2 separate regions of the Homo sapiens genome follow, and region 2 is linked to region 1. Evidence: chromatin loops called from intact Hi-C (ENCODE). Cell type or tissue: PC-3. All regions are shown on one strand. Links, peaks and the distances in the headings refer to the core of each region. The heading gives the core; the rest is flanking DNA. Region 1 overlaps USP54 (ubiquitin specific peptidase 54). Region 2 holds the start of USP54 (ubiquitin specific peptidase 54).

Region 1 (12,259 bases), core at 1,643-9,642:
TCCATCTCAAGTGACACTCGAACAGATTCCTCAACGGAGAGCTATCCCTACAAACATTCCCACCATGAGTCTGTGGTCAGTCACTTCTCTTCTGATTCTCAGGGGACAGTCATCTATAATGTGGAAAATGATTCCATGTCTCAGAGCAGTCGGGACACAGGTAGGGACTTATACAGAGGGTCCTGCTTGCCTGAATCAATTCCTGCATAGATCTCCTAAGAAAAAGAAACTGTGAGGCCAGGCGCAGTGGCTCACACCTGTAATCCCAGCACTTTGGGAGGCCGAGGCGGGCGGCCAAGGTGGGTGGATCATGAGGTAAGGAGATGGAGACCATCCTGGCTAACACACGGTGAAACTCCGTCTCTACTAAAAATACAAAAAAAAAATTAGTTGGGCATGGTGGCAGGCACCTGTAGTCCTACCTACTCGGGAGGCTGAGGCAGGAGAATGGCATGAACCCAGGAGGCGAAGCTTTCAGTGAGCTGGGATCGTGCCACTGCACTCCAGCCTGGGCAACAGAGCGAGACTCCGTCTCAAAAAAAAAAAAAAGGAGAAAGAAACTGGGGGAAGTCAGAAATGTTCGTTACGCAAAGGCACAATGGCACAGAATTTGGGCAATTCAATGGGATACAAAGAAGCAACACAGTTTTGAATGAACCGTGATGCTCCATTGCACATACTCCTGTCAATAGCAGCATGTCAATAAAGACGATTGTAATGTGATTATTGATGTGATTATTCTGAAGTGTGCTTTTCTTCTCCTATACTCTTGATTCCCGTAGTATCCCATTAAGCCCCTGTGATCTTGCACATCATCATGTTCTCATGCCAGGCTTTGTCCTAAGTGAAGAGCTTTGATAGAAGGGGCCTATTTATGGGATTGGTGAGGGACAACTGCATGTCAGCTTGCTAAGCTTCCTGAAGGATAGAGAAGCAAAAGAATGAAAGATACCTATTTGTTATTGTGAGTTCCATGCAGAGAATATTCTTGCATTGTTTTGTTTATCTGTAGGAGAGTATGCCCATGTCAGAGGAAGAAATCAATACAGGGAAGAACAGTGAATGACTGCTGAGATGGAAAGTTTATTCTGGGAGATAGAATGCCTAAGGCATAGAACAGTGTCCATATTCTTAGGGACTGTGAGAATTTGTGAGCTCATTGTTTGAGATTGGTGGTTTATAAGCTGTGGGGGCTTTTTTTTTTTTTAAATATCAAGAATTTCAAAGATATTCAAAACTGTATAGAATAGTGTACTGCCCATTCATGTACCCATCACCTAGTTTCAGTAATTATAACTCATGGCCAGTCTAGTTTTACCTGTACCTTTACCCACTCCTGGATTATTTTGAAGCACATCCCAGGCATTATATCACATTTTCCATAAATATATCTTATGTTTGCTCAAACATAAGAAATCACTTTTTAAACATAGCATTATAACACCTTTTTTTTTTTGAGTTGGAGTCGCTCTGTCGCCCAGGCTGGAGTGCAGTGGCACGATCTTGGCTCACTGCAATCTCCACCTCCCAGGTTCATGCCATTCTCCTGCCTCAGCCTCCCGAGTAGCTGGGACCACAGGCGCCCGCCACCACGCCTGGCTAATTTTTTGTATTTTTAGTAGAGACGGGGTTTCACCGTGTTAGCCAGGATGGTCTCGATCTCCTGACCTCGTGATCCACCCACCTCGGCCTCCCAAAGTGCTGGGATTACAGGCGTGAGCCACCGTGCCCAGCCCAGCATTGTAACACTTAAAAATAATAATGATGATTCCTTAAAACTGATAGGTAACCAATGAGTGTTCACATATCCACTTATAAGTATCATAATATTTTCATGGTTTATGTGTTTGACTCAGCATCTAAATGAGGTCTATGCATTCTGATGAGTTGATAAGTCCTTTGCATTTCTTTTAATCTACTGTTTTTTCCTCTATTTTTTTTCCTTGCAATTTATTGCTAGAACTAGGTATTTTGTCCTGTAGATTTCCCACATTCTGAATTTTGCTGATTTTATTCCTATGGTATACTTTAACACGTTTCTGTGTCCTATATTTCTTGTAAATTGGTAGTTGGACCTAGAGGTTTTGTCAGACTTGTGCTGGCTTTCTTTTGATGACTACTGCATTGATTGTGTCAGGTGTGAGTTTTTTAGACCCACTTTTTGAAGCTGTGAACCAGAGAGAAGCCAAGCCACAGGATAAACTAAGCATATTTTCCAGTAGAGGCAGATTTGTGTTAATGGTTTGAACATGCCCATTGGTTTAACATTTGTAAGACTTAGTTGCGGCCGGGCACAGTGGCTCACGCCTGTAATCCCAGCACTTTGGGAGGCCGAGGTGGGTGGATCACGAGGTCAGGAGATCGAGACCATCCTGGCTAACATGGTGAAACCCCGTCTCTACTAAAAAAAATACAAAAAGTTAGCTGGGTGTGGTGGCAGGCGTCTGTAGTCCCAGCTACTCAGGAGGCTGAGGCAGGAGAATGGCGTGAACCCGGAAGGCGGAGCTTGCAGTGAGTTGAGATCGCACCACTGCACTCCAGCCTGGGTGACAGAGCGAGACTCCGTCTCAAAAAAAAAAAAAGACTTAGTTGTTCCAAGTTATTTCCTCCTCTCTTAAATCTTTCTTGTGGGCACAGAGGTAGCAAACGACCAAATAAAAGCAATACAAGATTCCAAGGGGCAACTGATTGAAAATATGTATCCATATCACTACACTGGTGATACTTGAATATGCATAAGGATTCTCATATGCTATCATGTGAAAACAAATTTTTGTTAGCTCTCCATGCATTTGACCTAGGTTTTTTTTTTCTAAGCATATCTTCAAACTTAATTTACCTGCTTAATTCATCTCTGGCTTCTAGCAATTTAGTTGCTTATATCCTTTAGAATCTGACTTTTGCTGTCATCAAATCATGCTCATGTATTTGCATACTATGGGCATGAAGCAGGGCAAGTTACATAAAAGAGCCCAGCTCTCCTGGTTTTCCCAGTGATTAGTATTAAGGAACTATGAAGTGTAATCTCTGGATGGAGCCAAGTTTCGTGAAGATGGGTTGGGGATAGGAATGAGAATCAAAGTTGAAATGCCCTTTAAATGATCCACAATTAAGGAAAGCTTGGAACTGGGTCTTAAAGCCATATAAAATCAGACCTCTTGTGGGCAAAGTCTGGAGTATCCAGGATAATACCAGATGTACTGAAAATCAGACTTTATTTGATATGTGTTGCTAAATAAATAAAAGGAAAACTCTGTCTTCAATTTATGAGAGTGAAAGTATATGGCTACCTGACATTTTTATATAATCTTTAAAACTTTTGCCTTTAAAAAGTTACCTAGAAACATGTCATTAGTCCTTCTGGGTCACTGGGGAAGATTAGGAGTGGGATTGAGATTGGTCATTGCTCAGGAGACATTGTAAATTTGGATGCTCCCAGCTTCTCTGCATTTATCTTTTTTTTTTTTTTTTGAGACAGTCTTGCTCTGTCGTCCAGGCTGGAGTGCAGTGGCGTGATCTCGGCTCACTGCAACCTCCTGGGTTCAAGTGATTCTAATGCCTTAGCCTCTCAGTAGCTGGGACTACAGGCACATGCCACCATGCCGGACTAATTTTTGTATTTTTAGTAGAGACAGGGTTTTGCCATGTTGGTCAGTCTGGTCTCGAACTCCTGGCCTCAAGTGATCTGCCCGCCTTAGCCTCCCAAAGTGCTGCAATTATAGGTGTGAGTCACTGCACCTGGCCCTTCTCTGCATTTATCTACTGGGAGGTTCCTACACTGAAATCAGATAGCCTATGCCCTACAGCTTCTGTTCCATGGGTACTCTAAATTTGTGGCACTCCCAAAGGGAGATTAGGTAGGTTCTCAGGAGGGTGGAGGTTAGTCTCAGATACCAGCTTACCCCAATTTCCTTGTTTTTTCAGGACACCTGACTGATAGTGAATGTAATCAGAAACACACATCCAAGAAAGGGTCACTGATAGAGCGCAAGAGGAGCTCTGGTCGGGTTAGGAGGAAAGGCGATGAGCCCCAGGCCTCGGGATACCACAGTGAAGGCAAGCCCTTCTGCACTGCTTCTCTTTCTCCTTCATTCACTCTATCAAACTTCTGTCATGCTCCAGACTGTTGGCTTCTCCTTTCTGTTCAGAGGGCTTTTCTTTGCTTTTTCGACATTGGGGTCTAGTATCCATGATCACTTTAAACATCTATATTTCTTTCATTCTTTGTGTTTTTAGGAGAAACACTGAAAGAGAAGCAGGCTCCTAGAAATGCCTCCAAACCATCCAGCAGCACCAACAGGCTGAGAGATTTTAAAGAGACAGTCAGCAATATGATCCATAACAGACCATCCCTGGCTTCTCAGACCAATGTAGGCTCTCACTGCAGGGGCAGAGGAGGAGACCAGCCTGACAAAAAACCTCCTAGGACCCTGCCTTTACACTCTCGTGACTGGGAAATAGAGAGTACCAGCAGTGAGTCAAAATCCAGTTCTTCCAGCAAGTATCGTCCCACATGGAGACCCAAACGAGAATCTCTGAATATTGACAGTATCTTTAGTAAGGACAAAAGGAAGCACTGTGGCTATACCCAGCTTAGCCCCTTTTCTGAGGATTCAGGTGAGGAGATAATTAGGGAAGAATTGGGCTTTTGAATAAAGTTGATTTATGTCTTTTTAAAACCTGGGTTTTTTGGTACATCTGGCAAGGGGCACTTTTACTCTGATGTCGGGTGTTTTAGGGATATGAGTTCAGTGAATAAGTAGCTAGAGGGAGGAGCTAGTTAGGTCTTGATTTTAGGCAAATGCTAAATCTACCTCATTTTCCATACCTGTCTTTTGATTGGGATAGCTAAAGAATTTATACCAGATGAACCAAGCAAGCCACCTTCTTACGACATTAAATTTGGTGGACCAAGCCCCCAGTACAAGCGCTGGGGCCCAGCACGGCCAGGCTCTCACCTTTTAGAGCAGCACCCCCGACTAATCCAGCGAATGGAATCTGGCTATGAAAGCAGTGAGAGGAACAGCAGCAGCCCTGTCAGCCTGGATGCAGCCCTGCCTGAGAGCTCAAATGTCTACAGGTATTGTTTGGCCTTTGAACAGCAACATTGTCTCTTGCAGCAATGTGAGCCACCTACTTGGGGCTTTCAGGCATGGCTGAGACAAGTGGAGGGATGGCCTTTGCTATTATCTCTATGTGCTCTTTCAACTTCCTATAACAACAGCACCCTCTGCTGGAAGAACAGAGGCACTTGAGAAAGGAGAGAGAACTTTCTATTTGAAATACAGTTATCATGTATAAAATAATTTTAAAAAATTAGGTTCAGGGGGCATATGTGCAGGTTTGTTAGGATAAACTTGTGTCATAGGAGTTCATTGTACAGATTATTTTGTTACCCACATATTAAGCTAGTACTCACTAATTATTTTTCCTGATCCTTTCTTTCCTCCCACCCTCCACCCTCCGATAGGCCTGTGTCTGTTGTTCCCCTCTGTGTGTTCATGTGTCCTCACCATGTAGCTCCCACTTATAAGTGACAATATGCTGTATTTGGTTTTCTGTTCCTGTCTTAGTTTGCTAAGGATAATGAAATAATTGTTTAGTGCTTGCTTTGGTAGCACATATACTAAAATTGGAACAATACAGAGAAGATTAGCATGGCTCCTGCTCAAAGGTGGCACAAAAATTTGTGAAGATTTCTGTATTTTTCAGATATGTAGGATAAACAAGTCTAGGGATCTAATGTAAAACATGACTACAATTAATAAAATTGTACTGCATATGAGATTCATGGTAAATGAGTAGATTTTAACTCCTCTTGCCACAAAAACAAAAAAAATGGGTAACTATATGAGATGATGGGTATATTAATTTCCTTCAATTATAGTAACCATTTTACTGTCTCTATGTATCTCATAACATCATGTTGTATACCTTAAATATACACAGTAAAAAAATGTATTAAAGAACAGATTAGGTCAGGCATGTTGGCTCACGCCTGTAATCCCAGGCTAGCACAAAAATTAGTGAGGCATGGTGGTGGGCGTCTGTAATCCCAATTACTTGGGAGGCTAAGGCAGGAGAATCGCTGGAATCCAGGAGGTGGAGGTGGTAATGAGCCGAGCTCGTGCCATGGCAACTCCAGCCTAGGCGACAGAGCAAGGCTCCATCTCAAAAAAAAAAAAAAGAAACAAAAACGGACTAGGCCTGCCGCAGTAGCTCACGCTTGTAATCCCAGCACTTTGGGAGGCCGAGGCGGGTGGATCACGACGTCAGAAGTTCGTGACCAGCCTGGCCAACATGGTGAAACCCCGTCTCTACTAAAGATACAAAAACAAAAATTAGCCGGGCGTGGTGGTGGGAGCCTGTAATCCCAGCTACTTGGGAGGCTGAGGCAGGAGAATTACTTGAACCCAGGAGGTGGACGTTGCAGTGAGCCAAGATCGTGCCATTGCACTCCAGTCTGGGCAACAGAGTGAAACTCCATCTCAAAAAAACAAACAAACAAAAAAAGAATGTATTAGTGGGCCAGGCGCGGTGGCTCATGCCTGTAATCCTAGCACTTTGGGAGGCCGAGCTGGGTGGATCACAAGGTCAGGAGATCGAGAACATCTTGGCCAACATGGTGAAACCCCGTCTCTACTAAAAACACAAAAATTAGCTGGGCATGGTGGCGCGCACCTCTAGTCCCAGCTACTCTGGAGGCTGAGGCAGGAGAATCACTTGAACCCGGGAGGCGGAGTTTGCAGTGAGCCAAGATCACGTCACTGCACTCCAGCCTGGGTGACAAGAGCGAAACTCCATCTCAAAAAGAATGGATTAGTGAATTAAAACTTATGTAATACTAAAATCAGAGAAGAAGCCCAAATGTTATTTTGGGACAGTGTTTTGTTGTCGTTGCTTTTTTTTTTTTTTTTTTTTTGGTATCGATGGGGTTTCATCATTTTGCCCAGGCTTGTCTTGAACTCCTGGGCTCAAGTGATTTACCCACCTCAGCCTCCCAGAGTACTGAGATTATAGGTGTGAGTCACCACACCCAGTATGGTGGGATAGTTTTTATTTTGATTTGTTTTAGGGTCACTGGGACTTTGTGTTTTATAATGCTAATAATATTCATAATAATGATGACAGTTTATTAGCACTCATTGTACCCTGCCCATAGGGCTCAGTTTGCTTTATAACTTTCAAATCTCCATACATTATTTTTACTGAGTTGCCACAGAGGCAATTTTTCTGTTTTCTTTTTTTTTTTTTTTTTTTTGAGATGGAGTGTCTCGCTCTGTCACCAGGCTGGAGTGCAATGGCACGATCTCGGCTCACTGCAACCTCTGCCTCCTGGGTTCAAGCGATTCTCCTGCCTCAGCCTCCCTAGTAGCTGGCACTACAGGCGCCCACCACCACACCCAGCTAATTTTTGTAATTTTAGTAGAGATGGGGTTTCACCATGTTGGCCAGGATGGTCTTGATCTCTTGATCTCATGATCCGCCTGCCTCAGCCTCCCAAAGTGCTGGGATTACAGGCATGAGCCACTGTACCTGGCCAAGGCAATTTTTCTAATAGTAGAGCTGCTTTGAAAAGCATGATTATATCTTCTACAAAGGTGATAACCACATGTTCATACTCTGTCAATGTTCTTCCCTGTCCACAGGATCCTGTTGAGTTTTACTTATGAGAAGATGCTACAAAGGTTTAGTAAGAAAGAAGGAAATAAATATGAAACCAATATGTTCATTAGTACATTCAACAGATTTTGAATATGTATTATGTACCAGATACTGTGCTAGATGCACAAGTTGTGAATGAGGTGAGATGAGGTTAGATAGGAGAATGAGTGGATATTTCAATTCTTCAGAAGTAGTTTAGCAGAAGCTCTAATTGTGTAGTTTGATTTTTTTTTTTTGAGAGAGAGATTTAGTCCTAGGAATGTTGCTATAACCTGCTTTCATGCTTTCACTAGACTCTGAGTTCTCTTTTGAAGGGATCCAAGTGCTAAGAGATCAGCTGGGTTGGTTCCTTCCTGGCGTCATATCCCAAAGTCGCACAGCAGTAGCATCCTGGAGGTAGACTCCACAGCATCCATGGGTGGCTGGACAAAGAGTCAGCCTTTCTCTGGTAAGCAGAATGACACTGAATTTGAGGACTGGATTTGACCGGCAGTTTTGTCTGGGGACCAGACTTACCTGAGCACATTTGAAATTAGAGGACAGTTACAGGCCGGGCGCGGTGGCTCACACCTGTAATCCCAGCACTTTGGGAGGCCGAGGCAGGCAGATTGCCTGAGCTCAGGAGTTCGTGACCAGCCTGGGCAACATGGTGAAACCCCGTCTCTACTAAAATACAAAAAATTAACCAGCGTAGCGGCGTGCACCTGTAGTCCCAGCTGCTCGGGAGGCTGAGGCAGGAGAATTGCTTGAACCTGGGAGGCGGAGGTTGCAGTGAGCCAAGATCGTGCCACTGCACTCCAGCCTGGGCGACAGAGTGAGACTCCATTTCAAAAAAAAAGAGGACAGTTACAGTTTGAGTATTCCATCAGAATGTAAATGTAGAGTCATTTCAGTTGCTCCATCTTTGGATTTATCTATTTTTTGTTCTCCATCACAGCCTGCATGAATATTTCTTTCTACCTGGAGGGAGCCCTTGTGGGAGCAAGAAGGGACAGAAATATGGTGAACAGTGTTACTAACATCCCCATTCTTCAGAAGAATAAATCCTAGGGCTTTCCTTGGATTAGGGACAGCCTCTTGGGAAATGGATTTCTTATTGTTTAGTATTATGAATTGACATACCAAAGGGGTACATGTGGCTATTTGCAAAACTTGGAAATAAGCAATTCAAATTTATCCTTACCCCTGGCTAAATATCTTAGTCTTACTACCAATTCTCTTGATAGTTACTGACAATTCTTAGAGGTAGCAGGAAGAAAGGCCTGCAGCAGCAGTAGTAAAAAGGCATGAACCCTTTTAGGTATGTATACTAAAGGTTGTGGACATCTGGCAGAGCAGAACAATGCCTATAGAGGCAGATATCTCTGGAATCCTGGGCTCTAGTAAGTTATAGTTAGAGACACGTGGAAGACATTTGGGCTTCCCATTGTAATTATACATTTGATTTATTCCCCACATTTTAATTTATTTCATGTTGAATAACATTGTTTCAAGAAACTTGTGAATCGTGCATGAGACTATTCTCCCTTCTCTTCAGATAGCCAGCATTTTTTTAATTACACTAATGACTGAGTCTCATGATCTCCTGAATAGTCCTCAATTCTGGACCAGTTGGATAGAATTCACCAACAGCGTTCTTCAACTGGTAAAAGATAATTAGCAAGGAGTTATGACAAGATTCTTCACACACCATATCACCCCACCATCCTGTTTGTATAATAAGCCCTATTTATGCGCCACAATTTGATCTAACCATTTTATTAAGACACAGAACAAACATTCTTATATGGTAACTTTGCATACTCCTTTAAAAAACTACAGGGGTAAATCAAGTCCAGTAATTCAATAATCTGCCCTTTGCCTCCTGAAATTGAAGGAGCCAGTGTTACCATTGCGGTATATATCTTTCTGTCTTTTTCTATGCTTACACAAGTACATAGATAAGTTTATGTACATATATATATAGGTAAGCACCATTTTTAAAAAGATGAAGTCATACTATGCATGTTATTCTCTCAATTTTTCACTTAATTTATTATGGACATCCTTCTGGATCTATTTAGATCCATCTAGAAAGGTTTATAAAATTGGACTTATACTGCTGTGGACATTTTACAAATTCAAAGAGGTGGTGGAAATTAAGGGTGAGAAAATGACATTCTTGAAGCTCCCCAGTCAGTCAGTGACAGCACCTGGTAGAAAGTGTTCTCTAATGATTAGAGCATGATTATGAATTTAACCTACTTGACTTTAATTTAGCTCCATTATTTCCCATTTGGTTTACCTTGGGCAAATTATTTATCCTCCTGTGACTCAGTTTCCTCATTCCTAAAATGGGGGTAATAGTATCTACCTCATAAGTTGTTGTTATGATTAAATGAAATAATACATGTAAACATGCTTAAAACTGTTTCTGGCACATAGTAAGTGCTGAACAAATGTTCAGCGTAATACTATTGTTGTGAAGCACTCCATAAATGTTGTTGTTGTTGTTGTTATTATTATTATTATTTTGAGACGAAGTCTTGCTCTTGTCTCCCAGGCTGGAGTGCAATGGCGCGATCTTGGCTCACTGCAACCTCCACCTCCCGGGTTAAAGTGATTCTCCTGCCTCAGCCTCCCGAGTAGCTGGGATAACAGGCGCCTGCCACCAAACCTGGCTAATTTTTGTATTTTTAGTAGAGACGGGGTTTCACCATGTTGGCCAGGCTGGTCTCAAACTCCTGACCTCAGGTGATCCTCCCGCCTTGGCCTCCCAGAGTGCTGGGATTACAGGCGTGAGTCACCATGCCCGGCCTGTTGTTATTATTATTATTATTCCTGGCCCAAGTGCCATCCGGAATCTAATTATGGAAAGCATTATCCAAAATATAAGCTCCAAATTGGGCCAGGCGCAGTGGCTCACACCTGTATGTAATCCCAGCACTTTGGGAGGCCAAGGTGGGTGGATCACGAGGTCAGGAGTTCGAGACCAGCCTGACCAACATGGTGAAACCCCGTCTCTACTAAAAACACAAAAATTAGCTGGGCTTGGTGGCATGTGCCTGTAGTCCCAGCTACTCAGGAAGCTGAGGCAGAAGAATCGCTTGAACCCGGGAGGCGGAGGTTGCAGTGAGCCAAGATTGCGCCATTGCACTCCAGCCTGGGAACACAGTGAGACTCCGTCTCAAAATAATAATAATAATAATAATAATAATAATAATAATAATAATAAATAATAAATAAATAAACTCCAAATTGAAAGCAAGAATTCCAAAAGGAAAGTATTGCAGTGGTCATAAATTCATCAAGTACTTAGTCTTGGTAATGGAAATGTGGTGACTTCTCCCTTGCTTATATTACAGGTGAGGAGATATCTTCTAAAAGTGAACTGGATGAATTGCAGGAAGAGGTGGCCAGGAGGGCGCAGGAACAGGAACTTCGAAGAAAACGGGAGAAGGAGTTAGAGGCAGCGAAAGGGTTTAACCCTCATCCTAGCCGCTTCATGGACTTGGATGAACTGCAGAATCAGGGTAATTGTTGTGAGCATTAGGTTGTGGGTGATGGGGACAGACAGAAAGGGTAGAAAAAAACATCTAAGCTTGTAAGTTCCCTGTCTTCTCTTTAGCAAAATAATTTTTTAAGTCTTAATTCACCCATTCCAGTGAGAACAAGTTAGAGTAGGATGTGACAAGACTATTGACTGGAGATAGGCACTGATTTGGGGCACATCTATTAAAAGCCTATAGATTAGAGATAGTATATCGTTCATGAATAATGTTTCCCATGAACATCTGTTGAAGGTGTAAATAAAACTAGCCTTGAGTCAGAAATAGCTGAAAATGGCAGTGAGCCACACTGACAGTGAGGGGAATTCTACTTGCTGGGAAGAAACATACCCATGAAATATTCCACCTGGAGCATCAGGGAAGTGGATCTGCCAAACAGGAGCAAGAACAAAGCCAGTTTACTTTTGATACCATGACAATTGATTCTGTAACCTCAAACAATTTGCATGGACTTTACTTCCACAACTGCCCCATGTTAGACTTTTTTTCTTCCTAGAATTTTTTTAGGATGTCACTTTGTACCAAAAGAGACTAGCCTTCAAAATAGTTCAGCCAAGCTGAAGTATCTACCTTAAATAGGCCATATATCTTAGTTTTTTTCCTATAAAATGACTTTATTGTTTTTATAATTCGGAAACCCCACTTACAACAAATTGTGCTAAAGCAGTATGAAGGTCCCAGTTTGTAAGTGCAAGCTTTTAACTTTGCTGGCTGTTTTCTGTTGACCACTTTTCTCTTTTTATATACACTTAGAGAATCTTCTTGGGCCAAGTAATCCTGTTTGGGGGCAGCTTTTTTCCTTTAATACTACTCTCTTTTGATTCAAGGTAATTGTTGCCTTATATTTCCCAAGACATTGTATTAGTTTCCAAATTAGTTTTAAATTCCTAATACTTAGCTGTCTCTATATTTGGATAGTCTTTTTTCCCTTTTTGACCTCAAGCTGTATCACATTGGTGTCCCAGGTTTATTTTGCTTCTGAAAAAAGGGGTCTTGTCATTTCTCTCCTTTTTTTCTCTCTCTGCCAGTTGGGCAATAGATTAAAG
Region 2 (12,259 bases), core at 2,909-10,908, 63 kb before region 1:
TTTTTTTTGAGACGGAGTCTTGCTCTGTTGCCCAGGCTGGAATGCAGTGGCGTGATCTCGGCTCACTGCAACCTCCCCTTCCTGGGTTCCAACGATTCTCCTGCCTCAGCCTCCCAAGTAGCTGGGACTACAGGCATGCGCCACCAAACCCAGCTAATTTGTTTGTTTGAGACAGAGTCTCTCTCTGTCGCCAGGCTGGAGTGCAGTGGCGCTCTGTTGGCTCACTGCAACCTCCATCTCCTGGGTTCAAGCGATTCTCCTGCCTCAGCCTCCCAAGTAGCTGGGACTACAGATGCACGCTGCCACGCCCAGCTAATTTTTATTTTTATTTTTATTTTTAGTAGAGATGCGGTTTCACCATGTTGGCCAGGCTGGTCTCAATCTCCTGACCTCGTGATCCACCCGCCTCGGCCTCCCAAAGTGCTGGGATTACAGGTGTGAGCCGCTGTGCCTGACCAATTTTTGTATTTTTAGTAGAGATTGGGTTTCACCATATTGGCCAGGCTGGTCTTCAACTCCTGACCTTGTTGTGATCGGCCTTCTCGGCCTCCCAAAATGCTGGGAGTACAGGCGTGAGCCACTGTGCCCGGTCAAAAGTTTTAATTTTGATGAAGTCCAATTTATGTATTTTTTTCTTTTGTTACTTGTGTGGTGTCTTTGCCTAACCCAGGGTCATGAAGATTTATGTCTATGTTTTCTTCTAAAAGTTTTATAGTTTGAGCTCATTCATTTAAGTTTTTGATCCATTTTGAATTAATTTTTGCATATGGTGTGAGATAGGAGTCCAACTTTTTCTCTTGCATATGGGGGATATTCAATTATTCCAGCACTATTTATTAAAAGACTACAGTAGTTTCTCCTTATCCATGAAGGATATGTTGCAAGACCTCCAGTGGATGCCTGGAACCATGAATAGTACTGAACCTGACAGCTGTTAATTGGAACATAATTCTGTTCATTTCTTCCACCCACAAATTTAGTGCCTTTTCCAACCTTTTTTTTGAGATGGAGTCTTGCTCTGTTGCCCAGGCTGGAGTGCAGTGGCGTGATCTCGGCTCACTGCAACCTCTGCCTCCGGGGATTCAGGTGATTCTCCTGCCTCAGCCTCCCGAGTAGCTGGGATTACGGGTCCCCACCACCATGCCCAGCTAATTTTATATATTTAGTAGAGACAGGGTTTCACCAAGTTGGCCAGGCTGCTCTTGAACTCCTAACCTCAGGTGATCCACCCGCTTTGGCCTCCCAAAGTGTTGGGATTACAGGAGTGAGCCACCACACCTGGCCGCCTTTTCCATCTTAACTAAGCACTTATATAACCACTGAATGGGTTCATTCTGCCCATTGCCCCAATACAGCTGATTTATCAAGACAGGAGAATAGCAATGGAGAAAGAGTTTAATTCACATAGAGCTGGCCGCACAGGAGACCAGAGTTTAATTATTACTCAAATCAGTCTCCCAGAATATTCCAGGATTGGGGTTTTTAAGGCTACTTTGGTGGTTAGAGGGCCAGAGAGTGGGGAGTGTTGATTGCTTAGGTCAGCAATGAAATCACAGGGAGTCAAAGCTGTCCTTTTACACTGAGTCAGTTCCTGGGTAGGACCACAAGACCAGATGAGACAGTTTATTAATCTGGATGGTGCCAGGTGATCCATTGAGTTCAGGGTTTGAAAAATATCTTGAGCACCAATCTTAGGTTTTACATTAGTGATGTTATCCCTAGGAGCAGTTAGGGAGGTGTAGAACCTTGGGGCCTTTAGCTGCATGATTCCTAAAGCATAATTTCTAATCTTGTAGCAATTTGTTAGTCCTGCAAAGGCAGTCTAGTCCCCAGGCAAGAAGAGGGTTTGTTCTGGGAAAGGGCTGTGTTTTTGTCTTTGTTTCAAAGTTAAACTATAAGTTCCTCCCAAAGTTAGTTCGCTTTATGTCCAGGAATGAACAAGGACAGCTTGGAAGTTAGAAGCAACAGGGAGTCAAGTAAGTCAGATCTCTTTCACTGTAATAATTTTCTCAGTTATAATTTTTGCAAAGGTGGTTTCACTTACCATGAACTATGGCCATGACTTTTTGCAGTTTGAGGTGTGACAGTAAAACTAGCATGAATTTCCTTTCCTTCTTCACAATGTCATGCATGGATTTGTTCTTATGGTAGACCTTAGCAGCTTTAGTGTATGATTCTTTTTCTTTCCTTATTAAGTCGATAACTTTCACTTTTTCACTTAAAGGAAGCACCTTATGGCTTCTCTATGGCCTGTTAAATTGCCAGTATCACTACTCTTGCATTTGGGAATATTATTAAGTAAAATAAAGTTACTTGAACATAAACACTGAGAAACCCTTTATTCCTTTTTTTTTTTTTTTTTTTTTGAGACAGGATCTCACTCTGTCCAACTCAGACTGGAGTGCGATGGCCTGATCTCAGCTCACTGCAACCTCCACCTCCCAGGCTCAAGTGATTCTCCTGCCCCAGCCTCCTGAGTAGCTGGGATTACAGGCGCGTACCACTACTGCCTGGCTGATTTTTTTTTTGAGACAGAGTCTCACTCTGTCACCCAGGCTGGAGTGCAGTGGTGCGATCTCGGCTCACTGCAAGCTCCGCCTCTCGGGTTCACACCATTCTCCTGCCTCAGCCTCCCGAGTAGCTGGGACTACAGGCGCCCGCCACTACGCCTGGCTAATTTTTTTTGTATTTTTAGTAGAGACAGGGTTTCACTATGTTAGCCAGGATGGTCTTGATCTCCTGACCTTGTGATCTGCCCGCCTCGGCCTCCCAAACTGCTGGGATTACAGGTGTGAGCCACCGTGCCCAGCCTAATTTTTGTATTTTTAGTAGAGATGGGGTTTCACCATGTTGGTCAGGCTGGTCTTGAACTCCTGACCTCAAATGATCTGTCCACCTTGGCCTCCCAAAGTGATGGGATTATAGGCGTGAGCCACTGCACCCGGCCTGTTTTTTTTGTTTTGTTTTTTTTTTTTGAGATGGAGTCTTGGCTCTGTTGCCCAGGCTGGAGTGCGGTGGCACCATCTCAGCTCACTGCAACCTCCGCCTCCTGGGTTCAAGCGATTCTCCTGCCTCAACCTCCTGAGTAGCTGGGATTACAGGCACACGCCACCATGCCCAGCTAATTGTTGTATTTTTAGTCAAGACGGGTTTTTCACCATGTTGGCCAGGCTGGTCTCAAAATCCTAACCTCAAGAGATCCGCCTGCCTTGGCCTCTCAAAGTGTTGGGATTACAGGCGTGAGCCACCGCGCCCGGCTGATTACTTTCTGTAAGACTAGCATTTAGGTAATTCTTTGGTGTGCTTGAGAGGGATTTTCATACTCTTCTTGCTTTCTAGGAGCTTTAAGTCCAGTCCAAGACTTTTAAAAACCCTTGTTCTATAGACAGGGTGGTTAATGTTCATAATGACATAATGCTATTTGATATACTTTTTAGAATTATGCAAGATATAGTTAAATAAATGAATTTAAACAATAATGATGCTATAATTAGAAGCCCAAATGTGTGGCCCCTATCTCCCTCTCTTCTTTAGAGTCCATTTATATGAGAAATATAGAGATTTCTTGTATGATTTTGCTGCTCAGGTCTGTGATTAACAGCCAAAGTTTCTCCAAAATGTATTCTTTGGATCAGTTTTTTTCTCTTCCCTCTACCCTTTCTGCAATATTCCTCTTCTCAGTAATGCATACTTGAGTGAAACAACCAGCTCTTTAAGGTACACATGCTCTGCCAACATTGTGAATAAATCTCAGAATAAAAACTAGAGTCACCTCTGATTGCACAGGGATTGCACCTGTGACTAGCCACTGCACTCCAGCCTGGGCAACATAGTGAGACTCTGTCTTTAAAAGAAAACACCAGTGGGGCTTGGTGGCTCACGCCTGTAATCCCAGCACTTTGGGAGGCTGAGGTGGGTGGATCACCTGAGGTCAGGAGTTTGAGACCAGCCTCGCCAACATGGTGAAACTCCATCTCTACTCAAAATACAAAAATTAGCCAGGTGTGGTGGTGTGCACCTGTAATCCCAGCTACTCTGGAGGCTGAGGTAGGAGAATCACTTGAACCCGGGAGGCAGAGATTGCAGTGAGCTGAGATTATGGCACTATACTCCAGCCTGGGTGACAGAGTGAGACTCTGTCTTCAAACAAAACCAAGATTAAAAAAAAAAAGTTAAAAAAAAACCCACTAGACTCAAATTAGTTATGTAGTTTTCCCTGTTTTTCATCTACTTCATGGTATATTCTTCCTTACAACCTAGAGTCAAAGGCTAGAATATTTTCTCTTAGGTTCCTTATTAGCTAAGATCAAGTCCGTCTCTAATTTTTGTTTGCTAGAACTCCAGTTTAACAGCTCTGAATTAAGCTTCCCCTCTCCCCAGGATCAAATGATAAAGGCTTTCATTTGATATAAAGCAGTCTCTTCCCCACCCCTCCCCACCCCAATCCTCCAGTTTATTTAAAAGTCTCAGCCTAGGTAACATACTAAGACCCTGTCTCCAAAAATCTTTAAAAAATTAGCTGGGTCTGGTTGTACACACCTGTAGTCCCAGCTACTCGGGAGGCTGAGGGTAGAAGATTGCATGAACCCAGGAATTTGAGGGTTCAGTGAGCTGTGATCACACCACTGCATCCAGCCTGGGCAACAGAGGAAGAACCTGTCTCTTAAAAAGTTCCCAAATTTTGTCACTACATTCTAAAATCTAGAGTCTTTTATTGGCTGGGCACAGTGGCTCACACCTGTAATCCCAGCACTTTGAGAGGCTGAGTCAGGTGGATCACTTGAGGTCAGGAGTTCGAGACCAGTCTGGCCAACATGGTGAAGCCCCATCTCTACTAAAAATACAAAAACTAGCTGGGTGTAGTGGCACCTACCTGTAATCCCAGCTACTGAAGAGGCTGAAGCAGGAGAATCACTTGAACCTGGGAAGTGGAGGTTGCAGTGAACCGAGATCGTGTCACTGCACTCCAGCCTGGGTGACAGAGCAAGACTTGGACTCAAAAAAAAAAAGAGTCTTTTATTTTCCAATCTCGTGTTCCTACTGCGGAGCCACTCAGTTCCTGCCTTTACTGCCGACATCAGCATTATCATTAGCATCTCAGAAATAAAAGACAATGATGGTTTGACTTTGGGGTTACTCCAGAGGGAGTTATTTTGGTTTTTCTTAGAGAAATCCTCTGTTTCTCTTTTATGACTTTTAAGAGAAGCAAAATGTTCTTTCAATGCATTGAACATTCTGTTGTACCTTACTCTATTTGCTAGTAGAAACCAATAATGAAAAGCTACGGAATGTGACCAAATAGGACTTTTCAGCCTGTGCTTTTCCATTACCCTCCCCACTACCCTCCAAGGATTTTTCTTGATTGATTTACTCAAATCCTAAATATTGTTTCTCCTTGCTAATAATATTTATATTTTTTCAGAGACCTTTGTCTATTCTGGTCTAAGGTGGACCTATTGTGGTGTTACATATTCCCTGCAAAGTACTTGAAAAATATGACTTGTTAAGTTTTGTTGAAGCACAGTTTTACAAAGTACTGTTGTAACTAGTCATCCAACTTTAGAATACCTGAACATTTAAACTAAAACCCTATTTTAAAAAATAATAATCTGAAACACTATGTATCACTCTCCCTCTTGACGTAGTTAGCAATCATGTACCCAAAACCTTTTCTTTCTATTTTTATTTTTCCTTTTTTTTTTTTTTTTTTGAGACAGGGTCTTGCTCTGTGGCCCAGACTGGAGTGCAGCGACACAATCACTGCTCACTGGGGCCTTGACCTCCTGGGCTCAAGGGATCCTCCCACCTCAGCCTGGAGTAACTGGGACCAGAGAGGTGCGTGCCACCACACCAGGCTAATTAAAAACTTTCTTTCTTTCTTTTTTTTTTTTGTAGAGAAGGGGCCTCCCTGTGTTGCCCAGGCTGGTCTTGAACTCCTGGGCTCAAATGATCCTCCCGCAATGGCCTCCCAAAATGCTGGGATTACAGGCGTGAGCCCCTGCACCCGGCCTATAAAACCTTTTCTACAGGCAGTTTGACACTCACCTAACAAAAACTTGTAGTTACCCAATTTATTTTGAATGGCGAAGCCCAGTGGTTGATACAGGGTTCTCTTTCTATTTGGCACAGAACCTCTTGTGCAGTCTTGAAGAGGGAATAAGAAATGTCTGAAAATAACTTATGCAAGGCAGAATGTGAGTATCATAGCAGAGTTTTATGGGAGGTGTTTTCTGAGGGGCCTCTGGAGAGATTACAATCTATTAGAGTGAGATTTCCCTGTGGATCACTTCCCTTACCTGGATGAGACATGAAAAGTAATGTTGTCTAGTTGTAATCAGGGTTGAAGCTCTGTAACTCTGTCCCAGTACTCTAGTTTTATTTGATTAGTTTCACAATGAATATATACCTATATTTTAATGACTTGATTGAAGAGCTTGGTCTTGATGTTTGTATGTCTTTATTTGCAGTCAGCACTTATCAGTAGAAATTTTGTGTTTCACACTTTGAAATGGCATTACTACCTCCTCCTCCACCTAGCACCACTAGGAGACCTGAGTTAGAATGCTAATGGTTAACAAGAAAAGCAACAGTATCTTTTTTTTTTTTTTTTTTTTTGTGGCACTTTCCTTGTGGCCAAAGGACTACTTCAATTTAATATACTGTATTGTTAAAATGTAAGAGCTTAATTAGTTTTGGACATTGCCCATGTTTGTTAAATTTTACCAATAAATCTTAATTACATCTTTTTTTTAGTCAACTCGTATATTTTCTCTCAACCTATAGAAACACAACAGACCTTCATATTTGGCAAGGATTCTGCTGATGAGTTTTTTTCATCAGTATGCTTATAAAACAACTTCTTTCAATAAAACTGTTTTATAACCTCAGGTAATACATAGAAGGGTGTGTGTTGGTCCTCTGGGGCCTTTGTGCCCTGCCTGCAAATGCAAGTTCTCGGTTGACTGATCACATGTTTGGGGGTGGGACTCTGCCTGCTGTTTGTTCTTGGTGATGTAACTAGGTCTCTTCCCCGAGAGAGGGGTGGAGATCTTTCCCTGTTGTGGACTTTGGGGTTGAGAACCCTTAGATCCCAAGCATTTTAAAATTGACTCAGTAGATTCCAATGGCTCAGTTTAAATAATAATTTTCTTTAATAGTGTGGCTCGTTTAAGACAGTTGGAGGAGTTTTGCCTATTAAAATGATTTGATTTAATTTAAGCCCAGTCTTGGAATTCTGAATTAGGGATTCCAACAATAACATTGTTTTGATTATTCTGTAAACAACTACAAAAATGTTGTCTTCTCGTGCTCCTTTTGACTGCAGTGCAAAGGAATTTTTTTGTGGGGGACTGGCCCTTCTTTGGAAGCAGCAGCCACCCTGCAAACCTTATTGTTTAATGACCTTTGTCATCAGGAATGCCCCAGGAAACAGCTTCATAATTGTTTTTCTTAAGCCTCAGGTGAAGTTTGTGATAACGTCCTTTCAAGTTACTTTTGGTTAGTTTCTTAAGTTTACTTTGTTTTTAATTGGAAGCTCCACCTTTTTAACTTTGTCATGAATTGTCAGTGCTGAGTTCCTGGTAGTTGGTAAAAAGAATTGCCTTCTCTCTGATATCCTGTTCTGCGGGAAGTCCTTGTGGTTTAGATTCACAGTTTCTCATTGTTGCTAGCTACAGTCGTCTCCTCCCTCCTAGCCTTCCCTCCCCACAGCTCTAGCTATTCCCATATCCCTCCCCATTCTTGTATCACTTGCCCCACAGATACCCTCGTGATTAGAGGTCTTTTGCTGGAGGTTGACTGTGCTGTCTGGTAAGTATTGTAGTTGTTGTGGTAAAAACAGATAGATAGAAGATTCAGGAACCGGTTAGTTTTTGTGAAGTTTTCTTTCTTTTAAAAAAAATATTCCCAAGCACTGATTAATAAGCTATTTCTTTTAATAGCAGTAGATTAAACTTTGAAATTGAGATTTTAGGACTCTCAACTTTCAAGAGGCATCTTTCAAGCTGTTGTTTGTGCTCTTTCCCCCTCCTCTCTGTTACAATTATTAGATTTTGGAGATTTCATATTTTTTCCAAAAAAAAAAAATTCATAGATTTTCTTGAGTTCCTTAGAATTAAAGGCAAGAATTGTGGATTTAGTATTTTAAATTTCCTTCAAACAGAAGAAGGTTATTTGTGATTTCTTTATACCTATTTTCAGTATTAACATACTGGTTAAAGTAGTAATGAAGAAAAAAGAGCCTATTTTGTGGCTAAATTGGAAAGTAGCTGAATGATTCTTTTTTCCTATCAGCAGAATAGTGTTGGCAAAATCCACTAAGATTTTGGCAATATGTTGTCAATTCTAAGAGATGGTTTGCCAAGTACTTCAGGTTAACAGATGCTTCTGGGAATGATTTTTGGGAAGTTAGATAAATTTGTTCATTAGCACCTGCTTCCTTGAGGCATGAGGCCTATGATCCTTTTGAAAGTAAAATATTTAATATTTGATATTTAGATTGAGTCAAATATCACTTTCATAATGGGCTATTTCCTTGCGTTTTGTGTTTTGAGCTTCTAAGAATATTTGTGTGTGTATTAAAAAAAAATTTTTTTTTGGATACTGGATGGTTGATACTTTGGTATTTCAAGCAGTTATAAGTGATGAGCTTTGGATTCTCCCAAACTACTGCTAGTTAGAAGTCATCTTTATGGTAGATGATGTGAGAGGAAACTTGTTTCTGGGATTTCATTGCTGTTCAGTTGAGGCACTTATTCAAATGATGGTTGTATTCGTACAGTAATGATTTCTTGAGCTCCTAATATGAGGTAAGTGCTGGGTCCTTGCTAAGTGCTTTGCATTTACTTCTAATTCCCAGTACAACCTGGCCAGGTAGTAGTATTGTCCCTCTACAAAGCGGCTATACATAGGTAGAAAGAACATGGGTTTTCTTTCCTGCAAAGTGAGAAAAATAATCACTATTTGGCAGGTTAATTGTGAGAATTAGAGGATATACCATGTGTCCAGTGCCTAGCGCAGTGCCAAACATGTAGTTTGTATTCACTAAGTGGGCTACCATTATTATAATTTTACACCTGATGAAAGAGGATAAGTAATCTGCTGAAGGTCACTCAATTGTAAGTGGTAGAGCTAGGATGTGAACTGGCTCAAAGTGTGAAGTCTGGTAGCATGTTTTCATTTGAGTATTGTAAAGGCTGTTAGAGTAGATTTCATTCCTTCTCATCCCTTCACCTCCTGCCCCTACAGAGGAAATCTTCTTTATAGATATTCTCCTTTCTTTGGTATCCTCTGTCGCCCTCCCAGTCAGTCATGTGCTTGCTCTCTCACACTGGAGTTGCTTGTGCCATTCAGTACCAGTGTTCTCCCAACAGAAATGAGTCAAGCCAGTGCTGTCAGTTTGCTTCCCCTCCTTTTTTCCTCTTGTTGATAGCACTGTCATACTTTCATTATTGTTTGTACTGAAATAATTTGAGTACGGGTATATTTATAATGATTAATAAATAATGCATTGATGGAATCAAGTGTTTAAAAAGTCTTAGTGATTCATAAAATTCGGGATAAAAATCTCTGGTTCTAAATGATTAAATCAGAAGGTTATTATATAGGGTAACTTTCTGGAACTCATTGTTTTGCTATCCAGGGGCCTAATAAATTGCTATTGATTTTTGTTCCTTTAACCACTGCTATTACTAGTTTGCTACTATTGGCAGTAGGGTTTAGAAAGAACATTTCGTTTGTCCTACTGACCATAAAATAGAGTATCTTTCTTCTGTAGACCTTTTGGAAGCGCAAGGTATGATTTAGATGCGATATGATTTTGGCAGGAGATTCAGGGACAAGCTAAAGAGCTGTTTGGTTATGCCTGTAACTGAGTTATCTCTAAACGGAAAAATGTGAGTTTGATTGGTCTCATGAAACTTAGTTCTTCATTTATTTGTTTAACAAGGAATGAGCATTTGTTGAGTGTAAGGCAATGTAACTTTCTACCTTGTATTCTAATAAAGTATTGATATACTGGTTAAATATTGATTCATGATGTTCCTGGGAGGGAGAGAGAAGTCCCAGTTGGTGTGGAGAGGTATTTAAAAAGACAATCATTTGGGAAATGAATTAATGTAAATGACTGCTCCTTCCTGCTGATGTATGACTATTAGTAGTTCCTATCACTGTAAGTAGCCAGTGGTATGACTTCTTCAAATAGGTTTGCTCAGTGGAAAAGATTGCTAGTATTAGGTAGGACTGGGAAGATGGGAGGAGCATTCGTTGATTGAGAAATACAAAAAACAAAGTAACTGGGCATGTGCACAGAACAAATCTTTTTGTATGTTTTAAGGGTAGATGAGGTTGGAAATGTGCAGGGGATAAGATTGTGGAAGGCCATTCAAAGCCAGAGTTTTGGCTGTATTTTGTCACTGAAGTTTTCTAAGCTAATTGTGATTCATCAGTTTGCTTTTGCAATATTGTATAGATGGGATTAGAGAGGAAAGAATAGTTAGAAAGTTTCTGCAATAGTCTGGGTGAATTGTATTGAGAATGCACTGGTTTTAGAATACATTTTTCCCAGGCTGGGCGCGGTGGCTCACGCCTGTAATCGCAGCACTTTGGGAGGCTGAGGTGGGCGGATCGCTTGAGGTCAGGAGTTTGAGACCAGCCTGGCCAACATGGTGAAACCCCATCTTTACTAAAAATACAAAAATTAGCTGGGCGTGGTGGCACACACCTGTAATCCCAGCCACTATGGATGGAGGCTGAGACAGGAGAATTGCTTGAGTCTGCGAGGCGGAGGTTGCGGTGAGCCAAGATCACGCCACTGTACTCCAGCCTGGGTGACTGCGAGACTCCGTCTCAAAAAACAAAAACAAAAACAAAAAACAACAACAACAAAGGATACATTTAAGAAAAAAAAAAGGATACACTTTTCCCCATTTTTTATATGGCCTTGGGATTTATGCTATCAATTATAGTTTAATCTCCTGAAATTTTTATAGTAGTTATATGTGTGTGTGTGTTTGCCTGTAAGAGAAAGAGAGATGGGGGAGAGATAATGCATATAGAGGATGGTCAGTCATCATAATCACAGTTACTCTTTATGGAATTCCTGTTTTGTACCTGGCCCTAAGTATTCTGCGTACATTATTTTGTTGCATCCTTTCAGCAGATCACATTTATTATAGGTAGTAAATGGCCTGAATGTGATGGAGCTAGGATTGGAATGTAGATTCATCTTATTCTTCATCATCATTATCCTCACCATAATCATCATCAAAACATTTATTCCACACTTACCACATATTAGGCACTGGGCTAATTATACGTATCTACATTATTTTATTTAATTCTTATAACAATCCTATGAGATAGATGTTATTATTAGTCACATTTTTTCTGATGAAGTACCTAAGAGTTAGTTCAATAACTTGGTCAATATGCCACAGCTGTTAGATGGTGGAGCTGAGACCTGTTCTATTCCACTAACTCTGTGTCCCCAAGTTGTATAATTCACATAATGTTCTCTAGGAATGGGACCCTTTGGATCTCCACTAAAAGCATGTTACCTCCCGAGGTTCTGCAATATTGTTGGCCCTGCAGAGGGTGCACTTTTTGTTTTTTTTGAGATGGAGTCTCGCTCTGTTGCCCAGGCTGGAGTGCAGTGGCGCAGTCTCGGCTCACTGCAAGCTCCGCCTCCCAGGTTCACGCCATTCTCCTGCCTCATCCTCCCGAGTAGCTGGGACCACAGGTGCTCGCCACCACACCCGGCTAATTTTTTTGTGTTTTTTAGTAGAGACGGGGTTTCACCGTGTTAGCCAGGATGGTCTCGATCTCCTGACCTTGTGATCTACTTGCCTCAGCCTCCCAAAGTGCTGGGATTACAGGAGTGAGCCACTGCACCCGGCCTGCAGAGGGTATACTTTTAACCACTATGTTCTTTCTACTACCATGCTGCTTCCTTTAGAAGTCAGTAAATTATACAACTTTAGATCTTTATAAGGAAGGGCTAAGTAGCCTGCAGCTGTCATTTCTTAGTTCTTATAATTTGTCAATTATAACAAAGTGAAACGTGCCTTTTTGTTTTCTTTCCAACTACTTTTTAACAAATTTTAGACAAATTTGTTATACATGACAGTTATCTAAGTTCTTGTGCAGGAAAAATAAGACTTTTTGTCCTTTATCAGCATACAATTCTTCTGTTGTACATGATGTAATAGTTTGAAGCTGCCAAAGTCCAGCCCTCAGGAAATTGTTTGAGTTGAGTAACTAT

What was found. A loop is a pair of places that touch in the nucleus more often than their neighbours do. Peaks named below come from ENCODE experiments on the same cell type or tissue, not always from the same donor. Only the 100,000 strongest peaks of a DNase experiment are listed, where the experiment ranks them.
Region 2: a loop joins it to region 1, with 3 times the contacts of the local background. A loop is called at or near these places in 8 of 110 quality-filtered maps.

Annotation. Positions count from the first base shown.
Region 1 is chr10:73,522,501-73,534,759 of GRCh38, reverse strand. USP54 (ubiquitin specific peptidase 54) reads left to right here. Exons shown (of 24, transcript NM_001391956.1): 12 at 1-160; 13 at 3,925-4,056; 14 at 4,237-4,617; 15 at 4,849-5,080; 16 at 7,980-8,113; 17 at 11,010-11,177. It also overlaps the pseudogene RNU6-883P. Among named protein-coding and RNA genes, the nearest start is that of PPP3CB, 33 kb to the right of the region's middle. RefSeq lists a silencer at 5,079-5,178 and an enhancer at 5,035-5,329. In PC-3, for the core only: a CTCF peak has its summit at 5,233 (motif pointing left); a DNase peak (open chromatin) is centred at 5,199.
Region 2 is chr10:73,586,828-73,599,086 of GRCh38, reverse strand. It overlaps USP54 (ubiquitin specific peptidase 54), which reads left to right and starts at 7,745. Exons shown (of 24, transcript NM_001391956.1): 1 at 7,745-7,809. RefSeq lists an enhancer at 6,712-7,462. In PC-3, for the core only: CTCF peaks have their summits at 6,333 and 6,538; DNase peaks (open chromatin) are centred at 6,986, 7,626 and 9,356; H3K4me3 peaks cover 1,509 bases; H3K27ac peaks cover 2,435 bases.